Linked DNA regions of Homo sapiens: region 2 is linked to region 1. The links are chromatin loops, found by intact Hi-C in ENCODE. Cell type or tissue: Calu3. All regions are shown on one strand. Links, peaks and the distances in the headings refer to the core of each region. The heading gives the core; the rest is flanking DNA.

Region 1 (16,461 bases), core at 4,305-8,304:
TGAACTTGGGAGACAGAGATTGCAGTGAACCGAGATCGTGCCACTGCACTCCAGTCTGGCAACAGAGTAAGACTCTGTCTAAAAAAAAAAGAATACATAGTATGATTCCATTTATATTACATTCTAGAAAAGGAAAAACAAAGGTACTGTGACAAAGCAGATTAGTGATTGCCTCTGTGTGGGGATGGATTGACTGGACTGTGCATGAGTAAAATTTCTAGGGTGATGGAAAGTTTCTATATCTTGACTAAGGTGATGGTTACACTGGTGAGCAGATTTGTCTACTCATTGAACTATTCATTTGAAATCTGCATTTTATGTATGTAAATTATGCCTCAACAAAACAGTAAAGCAATTAAAACTTCCTCACTCATAATGATTCGCATGCTGTAAATGGAACATGAGAGGAGGCCACAGACTTTTGTGCCAGGAAGTTGAAAAATAATCATGGTCACATTGTGATTTCACCAAGGTAAATGTCACTCTGAGTCCTCTCACAACCTGCAGTAAGTGTGAGTTTGCCTCCAGCTGACCTCATACGTCACGAAACATGTTTTTAGTACATGCTGCTTTTTCTTTGGGAGCAAAATATAAGCACATGGTACTAGCCCTTCCTTTTAAAAAGCTTATTCAAATGGAATATGAGAAGTTTAGGGAGTGCGAAAACAAGTGTATTTTTTTCAACTATATTAATAAATATACATTGAACATATATCAGACAAAAGAATACATTTAGGTTTATACTCTGGGAAAAGTTTTTAGTTTGTTTTTATTATAAGTTGTTCCACTGATACTCAAGTTCTTTTTTTAATAACTATCTCAACTGATGGAAACTCAATTACTTAAAAAATGTTTCAGGTTTTATTTTCCTTATTGTAGTGAAACAAATAATTGGGCATGGGAATGACCACTTACAGTTAAAGAAATAATTATTAAAATGGAACTAACAGTATTTAAACAGCTAAACAAAAAAGGCTTAAAGGAAAAAAAAGCCAATAATTGTTTTGTGGTCTAGACATTTAACAGTGGAGATCCAAAGCAATCCTTCATTTCTTGCAAAGTATTCCACAAAGCAGGTGCTTTAAGAAAAAAAAAATTAATGGGTAAAAGGACTAAGGATATATCTACTAATGGAACGTGTTGATTTGAAAGCCAGATAAAATGGAAGTCGTAGCAACTAAGTATAGCTACTTTTCTCTAAGCACTTTGCTTACTGTGTATCATATTAGGCACTTACAGTACTTTTTCCCCGTGGAAAAGTACAACTTCATTGAATAATTATGGTAAGAGAACCCATTATGTACCTTTTTATATTTTGTCACTTTGCCTAGTGCAGTGCCTCACAGACCAATTCTTCAATAAATATGTACTGAAAGAGTTAAAGAATTGAGAGCACATTATGAACAACCTTTTCGTTTAAAATGGAGTGGATCCTAAGCAGTTTTCTAGGTAGCTTCAGGAAAGCAGGTAGCTGTCCTGCTTTAGAATTCTCAGCCCAAATTCACTAGCATTGTTCTAAAATGTGATGGGGTGGGTGTATTCTGCCTACATTGTCCCCAGATTTCTATAAAACTGTCAGAGTAAAAAATGAGAAAACATTATATAAACTTACAAATAAACCTTTCTAAAACTTTAAAGTATAGTTTCATAGAAGTACTATCAAAAGACATTACTCAAAATAAACTGATGACATGAAAATATATAAAGAAAAGGCCAAATCAAGTGAGATGTGTGCTTAAAATGGTTTCAAACTTTAATTTTTCTGGGAAAGCAAAAACAAATGGTTTTCCCAGCGTTTAGTCAGGGTATACTCTTTATTCTCTTATCACAGATCCTAATTGAGCCAGATCCACAGGAAAACTTCCTTCAGGCAGACGTGTCCTCTAGGTTTGACTACGGAGGCAAAATATACATATATTTTGAGTTTTGACAAAGTCAAAAATCCTGTCTTTTTGTAGTGTAATTGGTTTTGAATGATCATTCCCAGCTTTCAGCCACAATGGGCCCAGTATACCTTTATAAACCTGGAACACACTTTGGGAAGGTTTGCTACTGCATTTCAACAAAATGGTGCCATTAGAGTCTGATAGTAGACTAAAGTAGTGGGGCTCCAAATTCATATTCTATTTTCAATACTTAAAGGGAATATAGACTAATATTGATCCCTTATTGTCCATTGATAAAATCATTGAATTTTAGAGTTAGATGATGGGTCTCATGTTCTAAGTCTCTCAATTTACATATGAAAAGAAAGCACAAATGGTTTGCCCAAGATCAGACACATATGTCATAGCCGGCGTTATGCCCAAATTATCTTGAGTTCTGAGTTAGGGTTCCTTTCACTGAACCATATTCCCTTCCTTCCAGGATTCATTTCACTGAACCATATTTCCCTCCCTCCCTCCCTTTCTCTCTCTCTCTCTCTCTTTCTCTCTCTCTCTCTCTCTCTCACACACACACACACACACACACACACACACACACACACACCTTGGTGATGGCTGTTTTTTACTACTACTTGGTAGGATCTATCCATACAAGGACATTATTTTCATGGACAAAGTTCAAAGCCATAGTCTGCCAATATTGCAGAGGTTCCATTAATACATAATCCCTAAAGCACCTCTGATATTCTCACTAAAGAGCCCAAAACAAATAAGCAACTCATTTCTCTTCAACAAAATGTCAGCCTACATTATTTATGGTGGAAACAGTTCTGTTAATTAATCCATTATACAAAATCTTTAGTGATCAAAAATTCCCAGAGGATGGAACACAGAGAAACACTTCTCACCCCTCGAGTTAAACATCAAAATATTTTTTGTTACAGTCAGTTTTGTCTTATTTGAAATAGCTTGAAGTATGATGGGAAACATTTCCCTTAAGACTTTTTAGTTTTGATACATTTGGGAAAAATTATTTCTTTTTGAGTAGATTTACAGGGTCTTTCTGAATATCTTTGAGCATTAAAATCTCAGAGAGACAAAGAAAATCAATTATTATTTGCTGGTTATGTTTATCTTCATTGGAAGAAAACATAATAATTACTTCTTCCCATTTTATTACATACATAAGTTCAGAAAACAAAATGCTATGTTTGCTAGATTACTTTGCCTAATTTAGGGAGAAAATTTGTGTTTATGTGAGGATTAATTAGAACTATTGTTGTCTTGAAATACATTCAACACAGTGTGACCTGAATATTTAAATTTTATTTTATGTTACGCTCGTCAATAAATTCTCAAACTCAACTTTTTCCAAAAGCTTTTAAAATGATCATTTCTTACATTTATCATGAAATCATCTTGCCAAAAGTCAGAAGATGACAAAGGAAGAAACATTTAGTTACATTTTAACATCTGTTGACTTAAGGAACCACGCTAGGCCCTTTAGAGTTATACAAAATAAATTTAGAAGCATAACAAGAAATCTCTACTCTTGAAGAGGTTGAAACTAAGAGAAAAAGCCAGACAAGAAGTGCGCCTAATGGCCATGCTAAAGGACATAGAGGAGGACTATAAAATAAGAGCAAAAAAAGTTAGTAGGGTATCCCTAAATAAAGGTGGTCAACTCCAATTTAGGAAATCTGATCATCAGCCGTAAATGGCTACACTATGCAGCCAATCACTTATCCCTGAGCCCATTGTCCATGTGTTACCTCTTACCTCCAATCCATCAAAAAGTCCTCTTGTTTCTATATTGTTAAATTAAAATAAATTTGACCTAAAGCTGCTTCCACCTGCAGCAAACTGCAATCTAACTTAATATGCGAACAAACTGCATCTTAAATTATGGGTATAGCCTTGTAACAAAGAGCTGAGTCTCAGCCAATTACAGCAGCTAAGCTTCAGCCAATCACAGGCTGCCAACTGATCAGACAATGTTCATATAAGGAGATGCCTCATCATAGCCTGTCTAAATAAGGCAAATGACAAGCTGTAACCAATCGAGTTGTTTCTGTATGCAACTTCTTTGTTTTATTTGCATCGCCTGCCCACATTGCTGGGTAGAGTTATCTGAGCCTCTCATGGTTCTGAGTGCTACCTGATTTGTAAATGTTCTTTGCTCAGATAAATTTTGCTAAACTTAATTTGTCTAGAGTTTTTTTTCAGAATACCAAAAATCTATTTTAAATCTACTCACCACTTCTATTCCCACACTGTTCCAAGTCACCATCACCTCTTGCCTAAACTGACGTAATCACCTTCAATCACCTTGATTTCACTCCTAACTTCTAATCTACTCCCTACATTAAAACCATACTAAACATTTGAAAAAGCTAACTCCTACTTAATCCCCTCTGATGGCTTCCTATTGTTTTAAAAGTGCAACTGCTTGTCACAGTTTGCAAAACTCTAGTATGATTTGGCTCCTGTCTGCTTGAAGGTCATGGTCTCCTTTTCTGTGGAGGATGTGGTGGTCTGGCTCAGCACCCATGCCAAAGGTTGGAGAGCTAAAAACTCTGTTTCCCAAATTAACTCCCACATAGGTCACATAGGTCCTGGCTGTGTTTATTTTCTTCCAATTAGATTACGTGAGATTGAAGGAACAAATTTCTGCCTCTTTTATTTATCTCCTTTTCTGGCAAATAGTATCAAGGAAGGATCTGGTTTGTCTGGGGAAATGTTTTATGTGTGGTTGTTTTCTAGTTGTAGGGTGTCTCCCTGATACTGCAAGTGGCCCCTTGTTGAACCAATGCTATAGCTTGCTTCTCAAGGTTGTTTCCTCCTTGAGTTTTTCTACTGAACCTGTAATCAGTTTTAACCTGTCTACTAAAACAAAGATGGATTCTAAACCCTGTTGTTCAAACCTGAGTGACATATTTATCTTCAGTTTCTCTAATATGCTAATTTTTTCTTGTCTCAAGCTCTTTGCATATACTTTCTCCCTTGAATGGGCTGAACGTCTTTGGAATCCTTCTTATATCTCTGTTCTTGACATAAATGTTAGCTGACCAGAGATTCAGAGACACTTTTCCTGGTTAATCAATCTAATTTAGACGCTCACCCATTTTCTTCTATTAAACCATCTGCCTTTTAATAGTAGTTAACATAAACTATAATTTATAAGCCTAATGATATATCATAAGATAGCAGATATTTTATATCATATATGCCTTGTTATATATATATAAATATGTGTAAGCTAGATATGTGTATATATGTGTGTGTGTATATATATGTATCTTATATATTATAAGTTCATCCATTAAGTTGTGAGGCACTTACTGAGCACTGTATACCTAGTACCTTCGAGAACACGTGGAACAAATTTTTTTTTAATGGATTGATGTTGCTTTGAGGCATTGTCTAACTTTTCAACCAGCCCATTTTTCTTCTTTATTGCTTTCCATTGGCCATGGCTTACGTAGGGAAACCTAAAGGAATGTCTCTATCCACAGTGGCAGGAGAAGTTTCCCCAGACTACAGGATTGAGGTAAACTATACAACTATACACCTTGTGAGGACTGTGAGGATAGCAAACCATGAAGACTATGTGTCTATACTGTTGCATTTCTCTAGCACCTAACAAGATCTCTGGACAATGAGTAGGTGCCCCAGAAACAAATGTGTGCTAAATAATCTGATCTCATTCTATCCTTTCAGGTAACATGAGAGTAACACGAGGTTCTGGGAGGCCAAATCACTCTCCAAGGTCAAACACATTGTTTGGAGGTGACTGTAGGTCCAAGATCATCAGATACACACAAATGAGCCTTTATCCTACACCATCTGCTTATAGTACAAACTGCCATATCTCTGAAATTTCTCCCATTTTACTTTGGAGGTTAGAAATATTTTTAATGTGTTGTAAATCCTGATAAAGAAAACTGAATAATAATTTTGGATACTTAAATATGTATCAAATATTTTCTAGTCAAAATCCTCTCACAAGTCTTGCTGTCCTCAAAACCCAAAATCATTTTGTACTGTTTGAAACTCAGCTTGGCTTTGCTAATCAAATTATACATAAGTGATAAATTCCTCATATTAATGATTACATTCCTCATGACATGTTTTTTTGAATAGCTTTATATTTTAATTAGGACTAAGACATATCTGGTGTAATTGATAAGAAATCCTTTCTCTAGCTGTTTGTACAGAAAATACAAAATTAAGAATATAATTTTTTTTGTTTTAATTTGCAGTTAAACCCCTGACATGTTATATATTTTTTCATATAGTTTATAGAGTGAAAAAATGCTACTGAGATGGTTAGGAATCTAAAGGAAAATTTCACAAGAAATTTAGGTTAGGGAAATAATTGTTTTGTTTTATCCCATCTACCATTACTAGTTTTTGAATTTTTGAATTATTTATGTTATACAGTGTATTAGGGTGTCATAAAAGTAATTGTGGTTTTTGCCATTAAAAGTAAGGGTAAAACCCACAATTACCTTTGCACCAACCTAATAATTATACTGGGAATTTCACATTAAAATCTATATGTATTCTATAACTATTTGTCTGAAGGTATCTGTTTCAAATCTGGAGCAGTGAACCTTCTGTCTGTGATGTTTAAGTAAATAATTTCATGTATGAAATAAAAATACATCTGTATTCTCAAATATCTAATGGCCCTTTTATTTGATTTTTGTTTTGAGAAATTTTGGGATTCGATATACATTTTAAAATTTTTCAAAGTTACTAAAACAAAAGGTTTATCTTTTCTTAAAATCCAAAGTTATTATTTAGACTGACTTCTCTAATATTAAAAAGAGCCAAGAGGAAAGATCCTCCGGATTCCAATTTTCTAAAATTGTGTGAAATTTCAAGACATCTTAATTTTTTAATATGAGCCAAAGAGCTCCATTCTGCTCAAAGTTAAAGGCACACATGTTTAAAATGTCAGGCCCATTAACTCTTTCAGTCTCCCAAGAAAATAACTGATGCATACCTACACTCATGCAAAGCAAGTGTAAGGCAGGGAAGATTATATTTTATAGACACTTAAATTTTGAGTTTAAAGTAGATTCCACTGGCATATGAAGGAAAATCTTTTTTTTTTCTATTGGTATTTATGGTTTGATATAAAATTATTTCCAGTGCATTATTATGTAGGGAAAGACCTCATCCTTTAGATATAGCTTTTGTGTATCTCTATGTATTTTGCATGCCCAGTAAATCATCAGCAGACACATAAGAATATTGCTTTCTCAGAAGTTGCTGGTCATATGGATTAGGAGATAGAGCACAGTTAAATATTCTTGATTATTTGAACACAGCTCTGTAAACATTGCTCATCTCTGAACTGCAGTATTAGACTTTTAAACAATTGAAACTTGTTTAGGCAGAAAAGCTGCAAGCTATGATAATGCATATGACAGCTTCACTCAACTGAAATATAGGATTTCAACACAGAATTAAATCCACTTTATTGGTGATCTCAGTCTGGATTTAAGCATTGTCATCATGAGGGAAGGCCACTCCTTATTTAATTGTTCATTCAGCCCCTAAAACAGATCTGACAAAGTAATCATAAAGGGGATAATTCTAAAAGATTATCCTTTGAAGCAATTATCCTTGAAAGGGATAATTGCCAACTCTATTATTTACCTAATAATTCTAAAAATTAGACCTGATCCAACCCTCACATACAAATTAGAATTTTTTTGATGATGTTGAGCTCAATTATCTCCCTCTCATAGTAGGAAATGCTACATATATTGGTTTGAATTATGTCATGAAGACACTTATGCTCAGGGTGGGGTATGTGTGTGTGTGTGCATGCGTGTGATAGAATTATACTCTCCATTACTTTGCATTTGTAATATATAAAATATATTTGTTGTGAGGTAAGAGTGGCTCTTCTTTTGAGATTACATTTTTAAAATTTAAAAACTTAGATCAGAATTAAAATAGAACCTTTCTCTTCTATTGAAGAAGATATTTCCTTACCCAAATGTAATTTTTATCTCCTTTCATTATTTCACTTTGGCCAGAACCTAATTCTCCACCAAACACTAGTTCCAGGAAGCTCTCCTTCTTTCCCATCTGTGGAAGAGATTCTGAGGTGAATATACTCCTGCATGCAGAGAGTCTCATCGGTATCCATACCCCTCTCTGTGTTTTCATCACTGGAGGAGTCCGTGAGAATGTTCTGAACCATTCTATGTCACCAATTACCCCACCCATTTTTATAACCACCACAAGGTTCTTCTAAGACCTTCCTTCCAGCCTACAATATTTAAGTCACTTCTTCCTTTCTTGTGCCTAATACACTAAATCCAAGAGACTACGCCACTCCAGTGGACCCCTTCCTTTCCTGTCCTATTAACATTCCCAGTTAATGGAAGGTTGAGGAGGGTGGATCACTTGAGTTCAGGAGTTCAAAACCAGCCTGGGTGAGAGCCTGGTTGAGGTTTCTATAGCAAGACCATGTCTAAACTAAAACAAAACAAAACTAAACAAAACAAACAAAACAAACAAAAACTAGCCAGACATTGTGGCATGCATCTGTTGTCCCAGTTACTTGGGAGGCAGAGGCAGAAGAATCACTTGAGCCAGGAGATGGAAGCTGCCTTGAGCTGTGATTGTGCCACTGTACTTCAGCCTGGGTGACAGAGCAAGATCCTGTCTCAAAAATAATAGTAATAAACATCAAAAACATACTGGACTTTTGGTAGAATTTGCATCATATTTAAATGAATAATTTAGCAAAGATCTCCCTAACATACTGTTTTGTTCAAGTCACTGCTGATTCTTAAATACCCTACTAACTGTTAGATTTGTCTCCCTGATGTCAAGCTCTGCATTCTTAATCTACTATGTCTACCCACACTTGCTGGTGGACCTCCATCCTCCCTATCTAACCCTGACATTCTAATTCCCCTATCAACCAATGTAATGTTCATTCCTGCTCCACTGTTTTTGTTCATGGCTTCTTCTAGCAGTGTTGCCTTTTCTCTGATGTCCCAAAAATCTGTGCCAAAGCAAACATTTTCTTTAAATGATTTCACATCCCTCATGGATGCTCACTCCTAGAAACTAAAACCAATAAACATATATGGATAGCCACCAATTTTCTGCCCTATTTGTTATCACCTACATTTCTAATAAAAAGAACAAATGTCTCAATGATAGTGAATTTCTCTACTATTACAACAAAGTGGGAAGGGGCATGCTTCCAGAGACAATCAGAATCTTCAGGAATGTGCATTAAAATGTCCTTGGCTTACTTCTTACTTCCTCATCCCTAATGAGAATTTTGTTCAGGAAGGAGTATTTATAGCCTCTGTGAAAGTAGTGCAAAAATTCAATCAATGCAATATCCATGAAAGAAAAGAGTATGACTATAGTATTCATAACTTCAGCCTAAATACCAAAGCAAAACCTAGCACATAATAGGCATGCCAAAATGTGTATTATATAAACAAATATTTGTCCTGTGGTTGATAGCATCATTGTTCAAAATATTCAAATATTTTGAATATTTGAATATTTTGCACTTTCTCTGCAGTGTTCTTCCCTACCAGAGGAGTGCATATATGCCTGTGTGCAACTGACATTAGGCCTCACCATGCAATTGACTTTGGTAAAAAGGATAAAAGAGTTGAAGTAACATAGATAATGTATGCCCTAACATTATGTTCATTTTCTTTGAACTTTAAAACAAGCAATGCCCAGATACACCTGTTCCATTAGAGTATATCCAGAAATGAAGTCATATTGAGCAGAGCCACAGTGAAGAACAAACCTTTGTTACTGTAAGCCACTGAGATTGGGAGTCATCTATTACTATAACTTTGGATACTTAAATATGTATCAAATATTTTCTAGTCAAAATCCTCACGCTTAGGCGTAACTTAGCCTAAGCTGTCCTCTGATACAGAAAGAATCAGATACTTGAAGTAGGATTATTTTTTCCTAGTACTGGCTATTTCTTTTGAAAGAAAGAAAGGGCAATCTCTTTTATTCAAGTTTATGACTATCTTCCATAAAAAACACCATCCCCAGTAACACAGAAAATAGACTTAAAGGACAGAAAGAAAGATAACTTATTTTTTCTATTTACCTACATTCAAATTTAGCAGCAGGAAAATTTGGAGGAGAAGGGAATCACAGGAGGTTTTAAAATGTTTAGGTCATATAAGTCTTTCAAAATGTACATAATGAACTTGTATTATGCATGATTAAAATAGTAATCATAAAGAAATATATAACATGATAAAGTGAAAACCATATATTTCTTGTAAATATTGGGTATATATATATAAATTACTGTGACTACATTATTTCAGATAAAAACATAAAGTATAAAGTTAATATTTTTATACTTGAAAGTATAAAAGTCTAGAAGTATTGTTTTTTTTTTTCTACTGAAAGCTTTAGAGGAGTCTAGAGCTCTAAGTTAATTTGGTTCAATATTCAGGCAGGAAATGCATATCTTTCCGTGTAATTTCATCCAGGATACACTTGAGAAATTTATCTTTACTTATGTAACTTTTGTGGAAATTTTTCTTCTCAGAACTGATCCATAATTTAGCATGTGTAATTAACACATGTTATGATGTGTTAATGATCTCTTATTTACAGAGCATCTAGCTTCAATGAACAAAAAGTACTCTATTAATTTATTCTCTAAACTTATGCATCTGTAAGTATCTCTGGACTTACAAATTAACTCTACTAAAGAGTAGATTTCTTTAAAAGATTTATTTAAGGCCAAGAATAAAAAATTAAGACATGCAAATATTTCTTTGTATGGCAAAGGTATTTAAGGATTTTGATTTAGAATTAGAGTATAAGAAAAGCACTTCCAATCTCCTATCAGTGTTCAGCAGGCTGCTGATGGCTACCTAGAGCCTTACATTTTTATTAACATCATAAGAAGAACTTAATTTGTAATGAAAGGCTACTTTGCAATTATCGCTAATTCTACATTTACCTGCCTCTATAATTTGCTTCACTTATGGCTGTCTCTTACATTAATATTCATTACAAAAGCCACTTTCTAATATTACTTGATTTGACAGAAATGCATTAGCTATGACAAATGCTTCATAATGTACTCAGACAGTATTAATGCAAGCAGAACCTGTGGTAATTATTGCTATTTAAATATACAGATTATTCCTTTTGGTCTGCTTTTTAAAAATGGAAATAAAATCTACAGCCATCAGAGATTAGAACTATCTGCTTTTTAAATACACTTTACATTAGTATCATTTCCCCATATTAAAACAGTCATATACAGAGATGGTGGCATATAATAAACACGGTGGGCCCATATATTTATACAGAGAATGTAAGAATTTTTTTTTTTTTTTTTTTGGAGACAGAGTCTTGTTCTGTCACCCAGGCTGGAGTGCAATGGCACGACCTCGGCTCACTGCAACCTCTGCCTCTGGGGTTCAAGCAATTCTCCTGCCTCAGCCTCCCAAGTAGCTTGGATTACAGGCACCCACCACCACACCCAGCTAATTTTTGTATTTTTAGTAGATACAGGGTTTCACCATGTTGATCAGGCTGATCTCGAACTCCTGACCTCAGGTTATCCATTCGCTTCAGCCTCCCAAAGTGCTAGGATTACGGGTGTGAGCCACCGTGCCCAGCCTGAAAATTTTTAAAAAGATAAACTTCTCACTTGTGTGGGAAAAAGGAACCCCAGGAGGATGAGTTGCTTGATTTGGCAGTAAGGGTAAGGCCTCCTGTCACTCAATATCAAATCACCCTCCAGAAGTTCCTTTCCTTACTGTTCCCCTGTCCCCATCACATACAGCCCGGTCACCCAGCTCCTTCCAATGAAGAAAGATCGGAAGATAAAGAGTGATCTTTTTACTGTAATGATCACTAAAATGCGTAACACATATGGCCTGATTCATTAGTACGTTATTTGATTGACATTCGATATTCACTTGTTCTATTTTGTAAGCTCAGTCCATGAATATGCTCATCTTCCAATAATCTATTTTAATTCAGAGAATATAGATCATTTCAAAGTAGCAAGTAATTTAAATCTGTCCTATAATTCAAATACATTTAGATATGTATTCGGATATGGTGTTCAAAACAATTTTAACCAAATAACAGCATCAGTAACTGTCATTTCATTTGTTACATAAATCATTGAATTTTACTTTAAGAAAGTACATTTCAAATTTACTTATCACATATGATAATCTTTAAACATTTATTTTATTTTCAAGATTTTCTACATATGTGAGTTGATTAACTGAAGCTTACTCCATCCTAGGCAGAGTGAGAGGTGGTGAGAAACAAAAAGCTGTCTAAGACACTGGCTGAGCAATCGCTGATAGTGACTGAGATCACCTACAAGCAACATGATTAAGATTTCTACTATCATAACAATGGGGATCTAGACAGAATTTTAATATATCTCACAGGGCATTTGATCAGAGTCACCTCAGTGGTTTTCAACATGTTTTTAGCTAACAGACTCTTTCTTTAGAAAAAGATTATGCAAAAGTCCAATTCTTAATACATAAATGCAGATATTGAAACTGCATTGAACAATCTAGAGTTCTGAACTCTACACTATGGTCCCTTGTGGAGCTTGGTGAGAACCCAAGGGTCAACAGAGTAGACTGTAAACCATTCCCCATACACATTCTCCTCTAAAATGCCCCAGGCCAGTTTATTCTATGTGCTAGACTGTTTTTGTACAACCCCAATGGCTGAGAATTCATCGCCTCATGAGATAGACCAGTCTACCTTCAGATAGCTTGTTTTTTTCCTTCACAGACAGGGTCTCGCTCTGTCATCCAGGCTGGAGTGCCGTGTGTGATATTAGCTCAGTACAAACTGTAACTCCTGGCCTCAAGCGATCTTCCCACTTTGCCTCCACAAAGTGCTGGGATTACAGGTGACAGCCACCACTCCTGGCCTCAGATAGCTTCTAATTTTTAAGGAAGTCTTTTTTATTGACTTGGAAGTCACCTTTCTGAAACCTCCTTTCACTGTCTAGTTAGCTAGTATATTTGTCTTGGGGGCCTAAAACAGCATGTGAACTTAGTAGGTGCTCAATATATAACTGCTGGATAAATAGATCTAGTTCTATTTTTTGAAGTCATAAACTTCATAATCCCTGTTCCAAATAGCAAATTGAATATTTGGACACTACTCTCAACATTTTCTTTAGGTTCAGTGTTGCAGTTCCATCACATGCTTTTCCCAGTGTATGGTTTCCAGATTTCATTCACCGTCCTGGGTGTTTTTTTCTGACCTTCAATAATTGTATTAACTTTCTTTGAAGTAAGGAGGACAGAACTGAGTCCAATGAACTAAGTGTGATTTGCAAGAGTGAGTATGTAGAGCCATTGAGTCTATCAGTCTGGGCTCTTTTGTTTATGAATTCTGAGTATGACTGTAAAAACTCATGGGCTAGGACATTCACATGGTTGACTCCTACTAAGGGTGTGGATCACTCAATTCTCTAAATCAGGAGTCAGTAAAGGGTGACCCATGGGTCAAATCTAATACACTGTCTGTTTTTCTAAACAAAGTTTTTTTGGAACACTGGCCATGACCACTCATTTATGTATGATCTAAGGCTGCTTTTGCACTACAATGGCAGAATCAGTAACTCTGACAGAAAGTGTATGGTCTGCAAAGACCAAAATGTTTCCATCTGGCCTTTTACAGAAAAGGTTTAGAGGCAACCATTCCCTAAGTCATCCTTGCCCATGGTCACTGAAGTTCAGGCCAACAGAAGAAGTACTTCCTAATAACACAAACCCAAGAAACCTGGGAGATTACTCCCTCTTAGGCAAAGCTGAACTTTTGCCCTTTTTCAAATTAGTGATGTCCTAACCTTTGTAATCAGTAGAATTATCTGTGAAATTTTTTTTAGAAGTGCCAATTTCTAGACATCAAATTAGGTCAACCAACTCAAATGTAAGGCTTTGAATAAACTCTTGCATGAGTACCTAGGATGTCTTAGTCCCATCCTTCTACCATGGTACTCTTCTGCTTATTGGAACATGATCTCTGTTTTCATTGCGGTGGTGGTGGTTTCCTTAATTTTTACTTTGAAATAATTTTAGATCCACATAGAAGTTGCAAAAATAGTATAGAGAGAATTTCTGTGTAGTATTCATCTAGATTCCTGCAATGACAACAGCAACCAAAACAAAATTACCAAAACCAGAAAATTGACATTAGACAGTATTATTAAAAACTAGAGATTATATTCACATTTTACCAGCTTTAACATGTAATCTTGTTTAAATATACATTTCTATGAAATTTTATCACATGTGTAGATTCTTGTAATCATCATCATGATCAGGAATAGACTGCTATATTGCTCCAAAAAATAGTTATTTGTACTACCCCATTAAAGTCATAGCTTACCTCCAACCCTAAATCCTGGGAACTATGCTATGTCTTCAATGTAATTTGGAGAATGTCACATAAGTGGAATAGTAAAAGATGGATCACTTTGAGATTGGTTTTGTTCACTCACCATAATGTCCTTGAGATCTATCCAAATTATACATATCAATAGTTTATTCCTCTTTACTGCTGAGTGGTATCCCACTGTATCTCTGTATCACAGTTTGTTAATCCACTTGCCCAATGAAAGACAGGTTGTTTCTACTGTATGTGAGGATTAACAGAACTGTTATAAATGTCTGGAGTAAATACCCAGCAGTAAGATTGCTGGGTCATATGGCAAGTATATGTTTACTTTTACAAGAAAATGCCAAATTCTTTCTCACCAGCAATGTATAAAACTCCCTGATGCTCTACATCCTTATCAGAACTTAGCATTGATGGGATTTGTTATTTATTTTACACATTCTAATAGGTGTGTAGAGGTATCTTATAATGTGCTGATTTGCATTTCCCTGATAGCTAATAATGTGGAATATCTTTTTATGTGCTTTTCATTGTACCATCTGTGCATTATTTGACAAAATGTCTGCTCATGGCTTTCGTCTATTTTCTAAGTGGATTATTTGTTTTCTTGCTGTCAAGTTTAAAGTACTTTTTATATATTCTAGATATAACATCTTTTCCAGATATGTGAATTAAAAAATTTTCTCCTGGACTAATATTTCTTTTTTGCAGACCATAAGTTTTTAATTTTGATGAAATCCAATTTATCTTTTTTTTTCTCTTACGGATCATGCTATTGGCATCATTCTTTGTCAGTCAGGGTCCAATCAAAAAAGAGAAACTGGCATCGTAATTTGGACAGGGGAAATTTAATGTTAACTGTAACAAGGGATTGCTTAATGACGATTGTATAGTAAGAAATAAAGACATCTCCAAATAATATATGAATAGCAGATATAAGGAGCAGTCATGCCTACCTAGGGCTGAAATAATGTGCTTAGAGAAAAGAGCTCACCCTTCCCAGGGCTGAGCTCTAGACCTTGTTGGACACGGTTTGACCGTGGCTCACTGAATGGTAGAGAGGTTGCCATGAGGCATCACAGGTGGAACTTGCTAACCCTCTAGGGTGCCAGTAGAAGTGGTTCATAGGAAAATGTCTCACTAGAGGCACAATGTTACAAAACTGCTTTAGGGGTGTGTTGAGAGAGGCCACTAGTCTGTGGGCATTTCTGGACACCATGCACTGCACAAGCTGGGCATCTTTCGAAGAAGCTATCTGCACCGCAGGAGTCTGGTCAGTGAACATCCAAGACCAAGAAGACAGACCTCTTCCTCCTGCGATGTCTCTCCAGTGCCCCCTGCTGACAAAGGTTAACATCATGCCAGCTTATAAAGAAGGATATGTAAAGGGTCTAGATCCATTGTCACAAGATGGGAATGGTCAAGAGTGTCCTGCCCTGCAGTTTTACCAGTGCCCTTTGGAGGGGGGACTGCCTCTGCTTGCATTAGTGCTGAGCACAAATAGCAGGACTCTTTGATCCAGATTCTGAAGTGTCAGGGAGGAGAGGGAGAGGTGTGGTAGGTTTGAGATGCTCTCCTGGAATACAGTGGGTATAATCAAAAGAGTCCCATCCTACAAGGCTGTCTCTTCCAAGTTTAGAATATGACTGAAAAGAGCAGACTTGTCTTGGGACTATTTTGTCTGAACCCATTGGTACTTCTAGCTTGCAGACTGCTCCTGTGCCCAGACCGGCATATATAGGAGGCAAACAAAACAAAATAAAGGAAACAAACCAAAAATGGGGAACTTATCACTGAGTCATCCTGTAAGTCTTGAGGCTGCTAGACAGTCCTACCTCTCTCCCTACTTCTCTTTCTTCAAAGTCTCCTAATGCTTGGCTTATGTGTTCTGTCCAGACTTTATATTCATAATTAATGCAGGAGAAATAAGGTGAAATGAGTTTACTCCATTTTCTTTTGAACCAGAAACTTTCCATGTCCTAAGTTTAAACTGAATTATTTGCTAGAAACACGTCAAGGTTTATTTCACATGTACGTGTTTCTGAGCCACAGTGTTACATGATCAGCTGGCTCAGGAAGATGCCTTCTAAAAAAATGCTTATCCTGATCCACAGGCTCACTTACTTGATAAAGCTGG
Region 2 (16,461 bases), core at 6,720-10,719, 300 kb before region 1:
GTGTGTATCTATGTATATTACAATTCTTTGAAACAGCTGTTTCAATGCTACAGATTTTGAAAAACTCTCGTGATTAAGTGAAACACTATAATAAAGCATGGAAAACAAATATTTAGGTCCTCTGCCTAAGCATCCTTAGACACATCCCAGATTTCAATCTTGATTATATATCCATTTAGTATTTGACACCATCTAACTTCTTTTTCTTTCACTGAAATAGCCATCTTATTTTTCTGCACTGTCTCTAAATATATCATCTATAATTGTGTGATTAAAGGGTTATATAGATGATCTCAAATCTAAAAGCTTTGGCAGAGTATAATCACTTCTGAGAAGATTCTGACATGGCAAGAAGACCATTTTTAGACTTTGTTTTTGCCCATTTAGTGTCAGTTACATATCTCCAGTGCTTGGCATGTTTCCTAAGTATAGATACATGCAATAAGATACTCAGTGGCATCCAATCACAGCTACTTAATTCTCTACTTACATATTCAGGAAAGAGCCTGAAGTGTGAGGCAATGGGTACAGGCATGCAGTTCAGTAGTAATGATGATGAAAGTAAGCAATTTTCCTCCAAGGAAAGGTCATCATTCCTTGGTTCATTAATTGGTTAAAGACCTTGGATCAGCATAAAATGCCTTCAGCTGGTAATTAGCATGCAAATAAGCACTGACCCACAGTCCCAGGATTTAAAAGAAATGAGGCTAGACTTAAAAGGAATGCTAGAGGCAAGGATATTTTAATAAAAATAAAAAATAATTCCCTAAGCATCAGTAATATTTGCTTTATGATGTTTTCCTTTTTAATCCTGTGGACCCCACCTTGTGAATTGATTCTATTATTAAGATCCACCATTGAAGGCATTGCAGTGAAATATTTAAGAAATAACAGAAGAGAACAAGTTGCTTCTGGGAAAGACCTGTGGGTTTTCTATTAGGAAATTTTTGAAACAGTTAGTTGTGGTGCACAAAGCTACGACTTTACACAACAGTATATTTTACAAAGGCTGTAAAGTCATTGCAGGGATTAATAAATCCAAAACCTCAATATCAACTCCACATCTCAAAACCAGTTACCAGCATTGTATGTTTCAGGATAGTCTAGACTATCAGACTGTAACAAATTAACTCCAGAATTTCAGTGACAACACAACCATAGTGGATTTCTTACCCAAGCTATATTTCTAATGCAGGTGGGCAGGGGCCACTTCACATTGTGCCACAGGGACCCAGGCTGATGGAGGCTCTGCCAACTTGTAACTGCACCATCTGGAACATATGCCCTTCTGTGGCAGAGAGAGAGAAAAGCTGGAGCATTGCCACCAGCTCTTGAATGCTTTGCAGTAAGACTCGTTACCTCTGCTCTGAGCCTATTGGCCTCAGCCCTAGTCATCTGGTCCTACCTACCCGGAAAGAGGCTGAGAAATGTGGTGAAGCATACGATGAACACTAAGGGAGTGCTGGGAAGGATTTTACCCAAACCTTCATGTCCTGCTTTGCTACAACAAATTTAGTCAAGTTTAGGTTCCCCAACATGCTTTTATAGAACAAGAATCAGAAGAAAATATGGACACTTTCACAAGAGTGATGTAACAAAAATTATTGGAGATGGGTTAATTTACTAACCATTTTCATATGGCATTTAAAATGTAGTCTCCATTGAAGTCTACCAAAGTGCTCCTAGTTTTAAATTTTAAAAATTGTTTATCTAGATTAATACTTCTTAATCTTTGTTTCTCGTAATAATCCTTTTTAAGCATTTGTTTTCCTAAATGAACTTCTCATGAAATATTAATACCACAGATATACTAGATATCTATTGATGTACTGTATGTATATCTGAGCTTTATACATTCAAAAGAGTAAGATTCTTTTGTCTCCCACAAGAACCAATTTCATTCCCTTAGAGGTGATATCCCTCCATTCCTATCCCCCATGACTTTGAATGCATGACTTAAATTTAGCAGAATAAAAAAATAGAAACCTGACCTATAGTCTAGAATTTATGTAGCTGATTTCATGTACTTTGGATAGTCGTATTTTTACAGCAATTATTTTTTCTCATAAGTCGTTAGGAGTCATGTGCCTCAAACTTCATTTTTCATGTTCCTCCCCCATTACTGTGAAGGCAGTGTAACTTAGTGATTCAGAGCACAGGTTCTGAAGTCAAATAGCATATTTTCAAGTCCTATCACTCTTACTGAGGAAGATTTTTTATCTTAGACAAGTTATTTAGACCCTCTAGGTCTCAGTGTTATTTTTTTCTTTTTTAATATATAAATGAGACCTTACAGAACCAATGTTAGAGAATTGTTTGAGGACAGAGATGTCAATGTTTTTGTATATTGCCTAGAATGTAGTTTGTGGCAAATATTCTTATCATTGTTGATGCTTATGGTTATGTTAGCCTATTTCATAGTCTCCAAATCCCAGAATTTCTTAGTGGGAAGGCAAGAAACTGAAGCAAAAACTTTTCCGTTATGAGCTTTACTCCTGTGTCACCATAGGCCTTAATCCTAATTTTCCAGCAGTAGCATTGTCTTCCTGACTTCCAGATCCCAGGCCACCTAGGCCTGCCAGTATTAAGATTCTGAACAAGGGACCACAATAATCCCTTTGATTTGGAAAGGGCCTAAATCTGTGTGGAAGATCAAATGTGTGTGTGTGTGTGTGTGTGTGTGCGCGCGCGCGCGCGCGTGCACGTGCGTGTGTACATGATGTTTTATTTTACATACATGTTTTTATATGTGTGTTGATCTATATGTGTATACATACATAAAAACATTCATACATACACACACACACACACACACACACACACACATATATATGGACACAAATACCTTAAAAGTATTAAGCCTAAAGGTTTGGACACTGACACAGATTTTAATGAGACAGCCTCCCAGCAGAAGCAACCTGTGAGGGAGAAATGACTTATAGCCTCTGCTGTGATTTATCTAAATCCGTTGACAAGACCCATCTGTGGGGGAGAGTGGAAGGAACACTAACTGGGCTTGGAGTACAAAATTCTGAAGCCAAATTTTAGGAGCATAATTTAGTAGCCAGGTAAACTTGCTTAAATCACTTAATCTCATTGAGCTTTGGTTTGGAGATTATAATGACTATCTTTTTGAAGGATTCTGTTGGGCTCATGACAATACTGGTGTATTGATAAGGATAGTTGGTAGAAACTAAGGCTTTATGTGAATTTGAAAGAGGACTATTATATTTACTAAGTTTTACCCATATTTTAAACTGTGAATTTTTGTTACTACTGTGGGATGGGGGGGATAATTTTCTGATTTCTAATTTTTTTCCTATCTATAAATTTATCTCATTATGACCCTGTTCAATTAGACCTTGTTATTGAATTATAAAATAAATATTTACCCAAAAGGCTGATATTAATTTTAAAGCTGTCTGAGATTTCAAAAAAAAAAAACCCACTAAATCTGCCTTTCACCCCGCTAATAATCTTTCAAATATCTTCAAGGTTAGATGGCTTTGAATGGCCAGAAACCTACATCTGCACTTCCTTTTCCTTTCCTTCTTAGCTAATGGAGTAAAAAATCTGTTTAAAAAACAAACAGACCGAAACCTATCTCTGTACCTTAGATGCATTTCCAGTTGTCTCTGTAAGTCAGTCTACAGAAAGGGATATAAACTGAGGATTGTTAAAATCATCAGGGACATCTGCACGACTACTTTGGACAGACATTAAAGATCATAAAATGTCAGGAATTCATTTTCACGAGGTAGAATTAGAAATGTCCCAGGACAAGGGGCAAAAGTGGCACATGGTTAGCAATGCACCTGAGAAGTTTCTTTCTGTACCTTCTTGTACCATCCTCCTCACTTCAACATGCAGGTAAATGCGAGGACATGGATTAAAGAGACCTGAGAGATTATCATAATTTGGGATCTTAGAAAAATCTCTCAGAAATGGATATAACAAGAAATATTGGTCACTCCCATGAATGTGTGTCATCCTACCAGAAAAATAATAAGCCCCTAAGTTGTGCCAAATAGTCACCTTAAGGTTCAGGTGACAGGTCTCTGTTTAGTTGACAGAAGTACACTAGATTTCCTCTCCTCTACTACATAGCGCATTCTTTTCTGTATTAGCAGAGAAATTTGAGCTACTTTGCATGAATATTGAACAATGAAAGCAACTCGGCATATCACCGGTGTTTTTTTAAACATGCAATGTTTTTAAAATATGCAATGTCAAGCTTTACAAATTAGCATCTTATTTTATTTTATTGATGGCCTGTAAGCTGACTGTGGTACCTGCTCTTGCTCTGGCATCTCTTTCTCCTGCCAGTCTCTTACCTTTTCCATACCAGTCTATTTATTGGAGCAGAGACCAGGGCATGGGTTAATTATGATTCCCCATAGTGTTTATTTCACTCAGTAAGAACTCTGTGAAAGATCTAGAGTAGCAATGGTGCAGAGTGGCAGAAAATTGGTGCATTGGACATTGAGCACAGATGCATTTAATAATTTACACAGAATTAATAAGACACTGGGTTATTTTTAAGACTGACGATCAAGTGACTATTACAGACACACTCTACAAAATTGATACTTTGCTGGGAGACAAACCAAGTTTAGTAATGTAATTAAATAGAAATTAAATTGGGGAAAATGCATAATCATATTCTTATTAATATGTTAACTTTGTAAAGATTATTTGCTTATTGCAGGAATTGAGCAAGATAACTGAGGCAAGTTAATTAGTTTTCAAGTGAATTGCCACCATGTTAATTCATATTTTATAAGAATAGTAATTAAAATCCAACATGTTATAGCTACAGTATGGTATTTTATTATATCCTATACTAACATTTCAGTATAAGTCATTTTAGAACATCAGCTTAATGGATTAGTAAAAGTATAATAGTGTAACTGGGCATTTATTGTTAATAGAATCCAGATTATGAAGTGAATTTTTATTATTCTTAAAGTCATTCACAGCACAATTTTAATGATACAATACTTACATTCTATCTGGCACTCTTGTACGCGCTTTGTTCTGCAAGTGACTTTTTATAGTATATTTACATCCATTTATTTAACCTTATTTTATTTATATAAAATATAATTTCCATGGTCTCTGGATTTGAATATCAAGAAGCAGTGGGCAGGTTAATATGCCACAAGATGTATGGGCTGGGATTTCATTTGGTCAGATCACCATACCAGTTTGTCAAACATTTCTAAGTTTAAACAAGGGTAAGGATGTAATGGGCAATTCTGCTTCCTTCACAGAAGAATAATTATAAAAAGGATGATGAGATAAAGGCCTATTAAAATATGTAGAATCTAATCTTCCCATGAGCAGGTTAAATGCCCTCTTGGTCATCTGCCATTTAGAGAAGAGAAACCTTATTGCTCTGGTGACTTGGAGTCTAGCAAGTTTCCAGTAGTTGGTGTAGCCAGTGTTTTCATTGAAAAATGTGGCATAGAAGCTAGGGAAAAATAATATCAATAGGTTGTTAATCAGATCAGCTTGAGATAGCAACTGCCTTGCTGGGAAGCCTCTGAGGAAAGTTCCTATTCTGTTGGTTGAGAAGAACTTTCTCTCCTTTTTCCTCAGTGCTTGAGATTATTGAAGAAACGTTTAATTGGCCAAAGGAAGGATTTCAATCATGTTTCCAGTAACGTTGATTGTGAAGAATGTATTAACATTTCAACTTTCCAAGTGAAAAAACAGAAGTGCAGATACGTATTGTGCATTTTCTAGTTATTTCTAGAGTTTCCCAGGAAGGGATAATGACTGCATTTCCCTGATGATTGCTTCACATCAACCACTCTCCATTACTGCTCTTAACACAAATTACAACTACTTATTTGCATCTTACCTCTGTGGCTTTTAAGCTCTCAGGAATACTCTACCCAAGTATAATAAGAAGCCTGTGGCTGGGCATGGTGGTTCACATCTGTAATCCCAGCACTTTGGGAGGCTGAGACAAGCAGATTGCTTGAGCTCAGGAGTTTGAGACAAGCCTGGGCAACATGGCAAAACCCCTTCTCTACAAAAAATAAAAAAATATAGCAGGGTGTGGTGGTGCATACCTGTAGTCCCAGCTACTATGGAGGCTGAGGTGGGTGGATTGCTTGAGCCTGGGAGGTTGAGGCTACACTCAGCCATAATTGTGCTCCTGCACTCCAGCTTGAGTGATAAAGCAAGACCTTGTCTCAAAAAACAAACAAACAACAAAACAAAACAAAACAAAACAGAAAAAAACACTGTGATACATGTTGTGATTTAGTACCAACATTATCCTTCAGTAATAAAGGATTTAATCTCCCAGCTACTGGAGCCTCAGCTTTTAGCCCCTTTCAGGTACTGCCTTAGATACAGAGACCCGACTTACTCAAAGTCATGTCACCTTTCTGGGATAGCCCATAGCCAATGACTAATCAAAGGTCCAAAGGCCCAGCTGTCTAACCCTCAAGTTGGAAAACTTAGACGGTGTATCTCAGCTTCACAACTTCCTGCAGGATCTCATGAATACCACTGGGACTGTGTTGCAGGTCAGTTTCTCATTTTGCCCAATCCTGCCTTATTCTTTTTCCTTCCATAGGTTGTATCTCAAGAACAGTCCCTAGCAAACTTCCTGCACACTGAACTCCATCTCAGAGTCTACTTCCTGGTAAAAACCAATTGTCCTGATTCTAGATCTCTGATTTGCCATTATTTTATGGAGAATATAGAGTTAATTCTGCACTAATGTATTTTGTATCCCCATTTTGAATACACACTTCCTGAATGGCTTAAATAAATGAAAATAACAGTTGAATTTAGATGATAGGTTTAATAAAAGAGATTGAGTTTACAGGATTTAAGATGGCCCTTGTCTTAGAGAACATGAGATAAAATGAGGGAATTTTACTCATAATAGAGATAATTAGATTCAGATCTTGAATACATTAATTAGAAATCAAGGATATGAATTTAAGTGAATGTCTGAAAAAAAGGAAGGAACATTTTTCTCTATAATCTTCAGTGTTTGATAATTAAATAAAGGTCCCAGAGGAAAGTCTATTTTTTGCCTTTGAATCTTCAATTGTTGGATAACTACTGGAGCAAAGGCATTAAATTTTCTACAGGAAAAGAGTTTTGAGCAAGGAAAGAAATTTTTCTTGCAAATGCTCCTAGTGAAGAACACTTAAGCTCATTACCCAATATACATAATAAAGCCACTCACTGAACCTCCTGAGAGCCCCTTGGCTAAACACAATTATGGACAGTGAGCATGGAGCCAAGAGGAAAACAATTTTTTTTCATATTAATAACACTTTTGGAACCATTTCAGGAAGCGTTTCCAAATATTTAAAAGAACCTTAAATAGATTTCTATAGGGAGTTTTATTTCGACATTCAGGTACTTTCTAGATAGCTCTGTAACTATGAGCTCTCTATGAGCTCTTAGCTCTCCCCAGTGAATTTGCGTACCTAATTTAACACACTATCTTTGTTTCACAAACTGTAGCCATAAAATTTTCCTGCTTTCTTTGAGTTATTTCAGTCTGAGATTTAGGACATTTCTAAGTTTTAACTTGTCATGTCTTCCCGGTACCATTAAATCATAGCATTCTCTTAATTTTCCCCTAGATAATATTTACTGAGGCTTAGAATTTCAAAGTTAGCTAGGGCTGAATGTAAATGAGAAGTCTCTCTAACAACCTACATTAAGAAAATCATTGCCCTCCCTAATCATAGAGAAGTCTCTGACTGTGATGTGGGCTTATTTGCTATTTTACTTAAATAATGGTATTAGTTATGACTTCAAACCAAAATATTACTAAATATGACCTTTGAAATAGAGACGTTCTGTTGAACAACCCAGCATGTTTCCCTCCCCTCCCTTCCTTTGTTTTCTTCTACCTTTTGCTCTCTTCTTTCCACATATATTCTTTGAATCTATTGTCATCACTGATAGGTGTCAGTAATCCAAACTTTGTATATTCATTTATTCCACAAATATTTAATAAACATATATTATATACTCAGACATATGTTAGACATTTTAAATACATGTGTTAGTCAAATGAGCATTTCTTTGCTCTAAAGCTCAATAACATAAGTGATCCCTGATCTTAAGGAGGTCACTATGGAGTAGGAGACTCAGACATGCAACAGCTAAGTATCAAATATGTTATACATATTAGTTACTACACAAAAATGAGTTTGAGAACTTCCCAGTTTGAGAGCTGCCTTTGGGATTCAGAAAACTATCAATAACAGAGAAATGCAGGCAAGGAAATAGCTTTGTGGGCTTAACACTGAAATCCTGGAACTGCACCTTTAGGGGGTGCTAAACTGTATGGTCTGCAAAGAGGAAGCATTGAGCATTGAGGCTGGAATATTAGCAAAGGGGTAGATCAGGACCTTGCATTCCTTACTGAGAAATTTAGCCGTGGGAATTATATCAAAGAAAACAAATTGACCACCAAAGATTTGGGGTCCCACCAAAGATTTCTTCCCAGCCAGGGATTACATACTCCAGTTTCTAGCAAATCTAGATGATAACTGGTGTTCACTTATTGAATGCAAGCAGCTGAATTATGTGTCATTCCCAGATCAAGGTGGTAAAAAACAATTAGTCTTCTCCATTGCTTCTTATCTCCTGTTTGAATAATGACATCCAGGGCAACCTTGGAAGACATATGTAGATGTCAGAGTCTCCAGCAACCTGAGTTACTGAATTACTGGGCATCAGAACCTCCAGCCTGGAAACCAAGAACACCTACATTAGATGAACATACAAGTGAGAAATCAACTTTTATTCTGTGATACTATTGACTTTTTTAAAAAATTTTCTTTGTTACTGCAGCTAGTGGGCTTTCTTCTGATTAACATAGCAACTATTAAAGGACTTTTTTCATATGAATATGATGTAATCAGGTGTATATTTTTGAAAAATGCTGCTATTAGTGTGGGCAGGAAGATCATGTGATTGGGAGGCTTCAATAAACCACTAGAAGGACAGGATCTGTATCAGAACTTCTATAGCAGAAAGAGAAAGGATAGCTTTGGGTGCCATTTGGATACTCCATCCTTCAGTAACTGCTCCAAGCTTAATTAGGGATAAGTCTAGATAGCCCCCAGGTTTTGAAATATGAAAGGAAAATTTTTAAAAATTAATATGAAAGTATCCAATGAATAATGAAATTTATGGTAAACACATATTAGTTTTGGAGCACCTAAAATGTAATTATCAGTGATGACTGTATTCAGGACCATCATATTAAAACATTTGAAATGAAAGATTATCTTTTAATGGGAAATCTACATTCACTGTAAAAAAGAATACCTTTGGCTTAACTCTTCTTCATAGAAAACGATTTTGTGTGTGTGTGTGTGTGGAAGCTACCCACCTCATAAAGACAGGACTGCCATGATATATTTCAGGCAAGAGTGCCTAGAGACTTATAAATGCACGAAGAGTGGAGTTTGAAGAGAGAAATTCCCTCTGCCAGGGTGCAGAATGCCAGATAATGAATCCTTATGGAGGTAACATTACAAATTGGAATCTGGAAGGAGAAAAGAACTCAGGGAAATAAGAGCCGTTATAGAATGAATGACTGTGGTAATTAAGGTTATGGGTAAAGATGGGTTTAGCTATTGCAATGCAAATAAATCAGGAGTGTGTTTCAAGCAATGAAACAGTGTGCCTCTTGGAATTTGTCAAGTTCTTGCCTTTTTTGTTTCCATATAACCTAATGCTCTAGTCAGGAAATATCTTACAATTGTAAGATATATTGAAAAAAGGTAATTGCTAAAATATGAAAAAAAGCCTTATATATACACTTAGCTTCCTTGAACTAATTTTGGATTATAGCAACAAAAAGACGTCAATCATATTTCTCAATCAGTATTTAGCGTATCATTACCAACCTTGGCAGGGATAAATGACGTTTGTAGGTGATGTTAATGAAGATGACATTTTAAATTCAGATTGGCAAAACTCAAAGCTTCTATTTGTAAAATAATGCCCTAATATGACACTAGATCTCTGAGGCAATGTTTCAATCATTAAGCCAGAATATAGTTTGGTTAAATGTTTTATGTATAAATTGATTATAATTCTGTTTCTTAAAAATCACTTTTATATAATGAAGATTTCTGTTTACTTTTTGGATTTTATGTTGTTTATTAGTTGTCTGTTTTCTGTTTGCTTTGGGGGGGTTGTTTTGTCCTTTTAAAAATGTTAAGCTGATACACTATAATTGTATGTATTTATGGGGTATATGTGATATTATGATACATGTGTACAATATGTAATAATCAAATTAGGTCAGTTACATCCATCACCTGAAACATTTATCATTTCTTTGTGTTGGGAACATACAAAACCCTCTCTTCTAGATACTTTGAAATATACAATAAATTATTGTAAACTGTGGTTACCTGCCTGTGCTGTAGAACACTGTTACTTATTATTCCTATCTAACTGTAATTTTGTACCCAATATCCATACTTCCTCCTTCCCTTCCCAACATCTGGTAACTACTATTCTAATCTCTACTTCTATGAGATCTACTTTTATAGTTCCCACATATGGGTGAGAATGTGTGATATTTGTCTTTCTGTGCCTGGCTTATATTACATGACATAATGTCCTCCAGGCTAATCCATGGTGCTGCAAAAGGCAGGATTTTATTATTTTTACGGCTGAATAATATTCCATTGTTTATATATACTACATTTTCTTAATCCATTCTTCTGACAACGGACACTTAGGTTCACTCTATTTCATAGATATTGTGAATACTATTGTGATAAACATGGCAATGCAGATAACTCTTTGATATACTGATTTCTTTTCCTTTGGATATGTACCCAGTAGTGAGATTGCTGGATCATATAGTAGTTCTATGTTTAGTTTTTTGAGAAAACTTCATACTGTTTTCCATAATGGCTGTACTAATTTACATTCCCATTAATAGCATATAAGTGTTCTGCTTTTTCACACTCTCACCAGCATTTTTGTCCTTTTGATAATAATTATTTTAACTGGTGAGATAATATCTCATTGTGGTTTTGATTTACATTTCTTTAATGATTAGTGATGTTGAGCATTTTTTCATATACTTGGCCATTTGTATGTCTTATTTTGAGAAATGTCTATTCAGATCATGTGCCTATTTTTATATGAGATTATTTGTTGTTTTGCTGTTGAGTTGCTTGAGTTCTTTATATATACTGGATGTTTATCCTTGTCAGATGGATAGCTTGCAAATATTTTCTCCCATTCTTTCAGTTGATTCTTCACTCTTTTGATTGTTTCCTTTGCTGTGCAGAAGTTTTTTAGTTTGATGTAATCCCATTTGTCTATTTTAGCTTTTCTTGTCTGTTTCTGAGTTCCTACCCAAAAATCCTTTGCCCAGACTAATGTCCTGAAACATTTTCCATATGACTTTTTTCTAATAGTTTTATTGTTTTTGGTTTTATATTTAAGTCTTTAATAAATTTTGCTTTGATTTTTGTTATCATGAAAGATAGGGGTCTCATTCAATTTTTCTGCATACGGATATCCAGTTTTTCCATTAACATTTATTGGAAGGACTGTTCTTTCCCAAATGTGTGATCTTGGCACATTTAGTGAAAATCAGTTGGCAGTAAATATGTGGATTTACTTCTGGGTTCTCTATTCTGTTTTCATGCCAATATGGTACTGTTTTTTTTTTTTTTACTACAGCTTTGTAATATATTTTGAAGCCAGATAATGTGACGCCTTCAGCTTTGTTCTCTTTGCTCAGAATTGCTTTGATTATTTGAAGTCTGCTGTGGTTTCATGCACATTTTAACTATCTTTTGTTTCTGTGAATAACGTCATTCCTGGGATTAAATTTTACTTAATCACAGTGACTAATCTTTTGGATGTACTGTTGGATTCAGTATGCTAGTATTTTGTTGAACATTTTTGCATCTTTTTTATTAGAAATATTGACCCGTAGTTTTTTTTCATTGTTTTTGTTTTTTCTTGTGTCCTTGTCTGGCTTTTGTATCAGAATAATGCTGGCCTCATAGAATGCATTTGGAAGAATTACTTTTCCTTCAATTTTTTGGAACAGTTTGAGAAGAATTAGTGTTAATTCTTTAAAAGCTTGGCAGAATTCAGTTACAAAGGCATCTGTTCCTAGGTTTTTCTTTTGGGGAGTTTTTAAAATTACCGATTTAATCTTATTTCTTGTTATTTGTCTGTTTAGGTTTTCTATCTCTTCATGGTTCACTCTTGGTAGGTTGTGTGTGTCCAGGATTTTATCAGTTTCTTCTGTGTTTTCCCATTTGTTGGTGTAAGGTTGCTCTAATGATCCTTTGTATTTCTGTAGCATCAGTTTTAAAGTTTCCTTTTTTCTCTCTGATTTTATTTATTTGGCTCTTCTATTTTTCTTAGTTACTCTAGCTAAAGGTTTCTGGATTTTGTTTGTTTGTTTGTTTGTTTGTTTTTAAAAAAAACCTTTTTATTTCATTGATATTTTGCATTTATGTCTCAATTTTATTTATTTCTGATCTTTGTCTTTCCTTCTATGACTTTTTGTTTTTTCTTCCTTTTCTAGTTCCTTGGGGTGCCATGTTCAGTTGTTCATTTGAAATCATTTTACCTTTTTGATTTAGGCATTTATTGCTATAAACTTCCTCCTTAGTACTGTTCTTAGTACTTCCTTTAGATTTTGGTATGTTATGTTTCCATTTTCATTTGCTTCAATTTTTAAAAAATTTCCTTCTTAATTTCTTCATTGACACATTGGTCATTCAGAAGCATGTTGCTTAATTTCCATATATTTTTATAGTTTCTAAAGCTTATTTTATTGACTTCTAGTTTTATTCTACTGTGATCTGGAAAGATGCTTGATATGTTTCCAATTTTTAAAATTTGTTGAGACTTTCTTGTGACCTATCATGTGACATTTTGTCTTCTATCCTGAAGAATGTTCTACATGCTTATAAAAATAATGTGTATTTTGCATCTATCAGATAAAATGTCGTGTACATGTTGCTTAGGTCCATTCAGTCTAGATTATAGTTTAACTCCAATGTTTCTTTGTTGATTTTCTGTCTGGTTGATCTGTCCATTGCTGAAAGTGGGATGTTGAAGTTCACAACTATGATTGCATTGCAGTCTATCTCTCCTTTTAGATATACTAATATTTGCTATACATATTTGGTTATTCTAGAATTGGGTGCATATATATTTACAATTATATAGTCTTGCTGAATTGACTCCTTAATTATTTTATAATCACCTGCTTTCTCTCTTTTTATAGTTTTTGACTTAAAGTCTATTTTATCTGATGTAAGTATGGCCACTCTTACTCTCTTTTGGATTTGATTTGCATGGAATATCTTTTGCTATCTCTTCATTTTCAGTCTGTTTTTCTTACATGTTAGATGAGTCTCCTGTGAGCAGCTTAGAGATGGCTCTTAGCTTTTTATTCATTCAGCCACTCTTTTAATTGGATAACTTAATTCATTTTTATTCAAGGTTTTTATTGATGGGAATTGGCTTACTTCTGCCACTTTAAAAATTTTTTACTGGTTGTTTTGTAGATCTGTCCTGCTTTCTTCTTCTCTTGCTTTCTTCCTTTGTGGTTTGATGTCTTTCTATAGGGGTGTGTTTTGGTTCTTTTTCTTTTTACTCTTTTGTGTATATTACAAGGTTATGCTTTGTGGTTACATTGAGGCTTACATAAAACATCTTATACCTATAATATGTTATAAAGGTATTAAAAGCTTAATTTTGATTGCATACATAAACTACCCACTTTTGCCCACTTTTCCGAAGTTTTATGTTTGTAATGTCATATTTTACATCTTTTAATAATATGAATCTCTTAGGAGATTATTGTACCATTATTTTAATAGTTTTACCCTTCGACCTTTGTACTAGAGATATAATTGTTTGACTACTGCTCTTACAGTATTAGTGTTTAGGATTTGATGATGTATCAATTTTTACCAATGAGTTTGGTATTTTCATATGATTTTATGTAATTAATTAGTGCTTTCTTCCTACAGCCTGAAGAACTTACTTTAACGTTTTTATAATGTAGGTCTACTGGTGATAATCTCTCTCAACTTTTGTTCTTCTAAACATAAGTCCCTTCAGTTTTGAAAGACAGAATTGCTGGGTATACTATTCTTGGTTGGAAGTTTCCTTTTTTCAGGATTTTGAATATATTAACCCACATTCTTCTGGTTTACAAGGTTTCTTCTGAGAAGTCTACTGATAATCTTACAGGGGGTTTCCCTCTACATGATGATTCGCTTTTCCCTTGATTCTTTCAACACTCTTTGTCTTTAATTTTTCACAATTTGACGAAGATATGTCATGGTAAGAATCTCTCTCTTTTTTTTTTTTTTGGATACTGAGTCTCGCTCTGTGGCCCAGGCTGGAGTGCTGTGATGCAATCTCAGTTCACTGCAACCTCAGCCTCCCCGGCTCAAGCGATTCTCCTGCCTCAGCCTCCCCAGTGGAGGTGGCTCTTGCCACCATACCTGGCTAATTTTTTAATTTTTAGTACAGACAAGGTTTCACCATGTTGGACAGGCTGGTCTAGAACTTCTGACCTCAAGTGATCCAACCGCCTCAGCCTCCCAAAGTGTTGAGATTATACACATGAGCCACCACTCCTGGCCAAGGATCTCTTTTAGTTCATTTTATTTAGTGTCCCATGGGCTTGTTGAATTGTGCATTGTAATTCTTTCCTCTGAGTTGGAAAGTTGTCTACAATCACTTCTTTGAATTTGTTTTCTGTCCCTTTTCCTATTTCTGGCATGCCAATTATTCATAAATTGTTCTGCTTGATAGTGTCCCATAAGTCTCATAAGCCATTTTCACTCCTTTTTATACTTTTTTTAAACTCCTCAAATTCGATGATTTCCAGTGGTCTGTCCTCACATTTAATGATCCTTTTTTTCTGCTTGATCTAGCCTGTTGTTGAACTCCTCTATTAAATTGTTCAGTTTGTTTATAGCATTATTGAGATGTATGATTTCTATTTGGTATTTAAAAATATTTATTATCTCCCATTTGAGATCTCAACTTGTTCTTGCAATGCTGTCTTGACCTCTGTAAGCATCTTTATGACAATTATTTTGAATTCCTTTTGAGTAAATCACAAAACTCTGTTTTCCAGGTCAGTTTCAGAGAGTTATCTTTTTCTTTTTGAAATACATTCCCTTTTTTTATTTTACTCACTTCTTTGTGTTGGTTTCTATATATTAGATAAGAAAACAATTTATCTCAATCTTGTTAAACTAGCATTATTTAGAAGAAGGTTTTTTACCAATCTTTCCTTCCAGAGATTTTAAGGTGCCTCTTTAATCTTTTTTCTTTTTCATTTCTTTCTTTTTTTTTTTTTGGCCTGGACTGTTATCTTTGTTTTTGGTGCCTACCTGGGGCTTAGAATATGTCCCATCTTGTTCATACCCTAAAATGATATAAGAGGAGTCACATATTTTAGATGTACCTGGAAAGATTGGGAATGTTGGATGTGAGTTCCAGTAACTTCTATTTTCATAGTGAGGATGAATGAGGGCATTTTTTCCCTACTTTATCTGGACTAAGCCAGGGAAGAGGACCTGTGGCTAATGCTTGTATTCATATTCAGGCTACACCTTCTGATTCTGAAAGGATAGATGCTGGAAGTGAGCTTGTTATATGTTCTTCTGTTTGTTTTCTGTGGTCTTGGGTCACTCAGGATTGCAATATTCCCTTGAAGTCTAGAAATACTTCATTAAGGAGACAGTTCCTTAGGTGAAACTATGGAAGTTGTGGTGCTTATTGCATGGCCAAACTCCTTTCAGAAAGACTGGATATGCCTGGATTTATCTCTTGGGTGAGCTGGGGAAGGTAGGTTTTATGAAGTGTCAAGCTCTGGCTCTGGCTACTGTAGTTAGATTGGTTATTTGTTTGATTGTATTCCCTGTTAGCTCCTTGATGCAAGTTCGTTAGAGCGCAGGCCATCAATTAGCCACTGAGAATGTGTGTCATGAGCCACTTCCAGAAAGAACGTGAGAGCTTCATGTTCCTACCCCCTTTTCTGCATACTTCAAGAGGGTATAGGCCCTGGAAGTGTTTGGATGTCCATTTAAGACCACCTCTTTGTTCTGGGATCAAGGGAGATTCACATATGCCTAGGCCAGAGCTACTAGGTTTAGAATGGAGTGTTTTAGGAGGCAGCTTTAACAACTGGGGCTTCTCATGTGTGTTCTGGATCTCTTCTAGGGAGAAACAGGGAGTTATTTGTTGTTGCTGTTTTTTAGGCCTCTTCTTTGCCCTAATCCTAGGGGATGTAATACCTTAAAGAGCCTACATGCTTGTACAAAAGCCATGGCCACATGGTCACTGCTTTTTTTTTTAACCTGTGGTTTAGAGAGACACATGTATATGCCAGCCCTTTCTGCTCCCAGAGTTAGGAGATGTCCATTTAAGACCACCTCT

What was found. Peaks named below come from ENCODE experiments on the same cell type or tissue, not always from the same donor. Only the 100,000 strongest peaks of a DNase experiment are listed, where the experiment ranks them.
Region 2: a loop joins it to region 1, with 2.1 times the contacts of the local background. A loop is called at or near these places in 1 of 110 quality-filtered maps.

The regions. Positions count from the first base shown.
Region 1 is chr3:21,468,847-21,485,307 of GRCh38, forward strand. All of the region lies in intron 4 of ZNF385D (zinc finger protein 385D), which reads right to left. Among named protein-coding and RNA genes, the nearest start is that of ZNF385D-AS1, 66 kb to the right of the region's middle. In Calu3, for the core only: no CTCF peak of the experiment used is centred there; no DNase peak of the experiment used is centred there.
Region 2 is chr3:21,162,842-21,179,302 of GRCh38, forward strand. It overlaps LOC105376988 (a long non-coding RNA gene), which reads left to right and starts at 6,237. Exons shown (of 4, transcript XR_940646.3): 1 at 6,237-6,661; 2 at 8,660-8,778. In Calu3, for the core only: a CTCF peak has its summit at 8,314; a DNase peak (open chromatin) is centred at 8,320.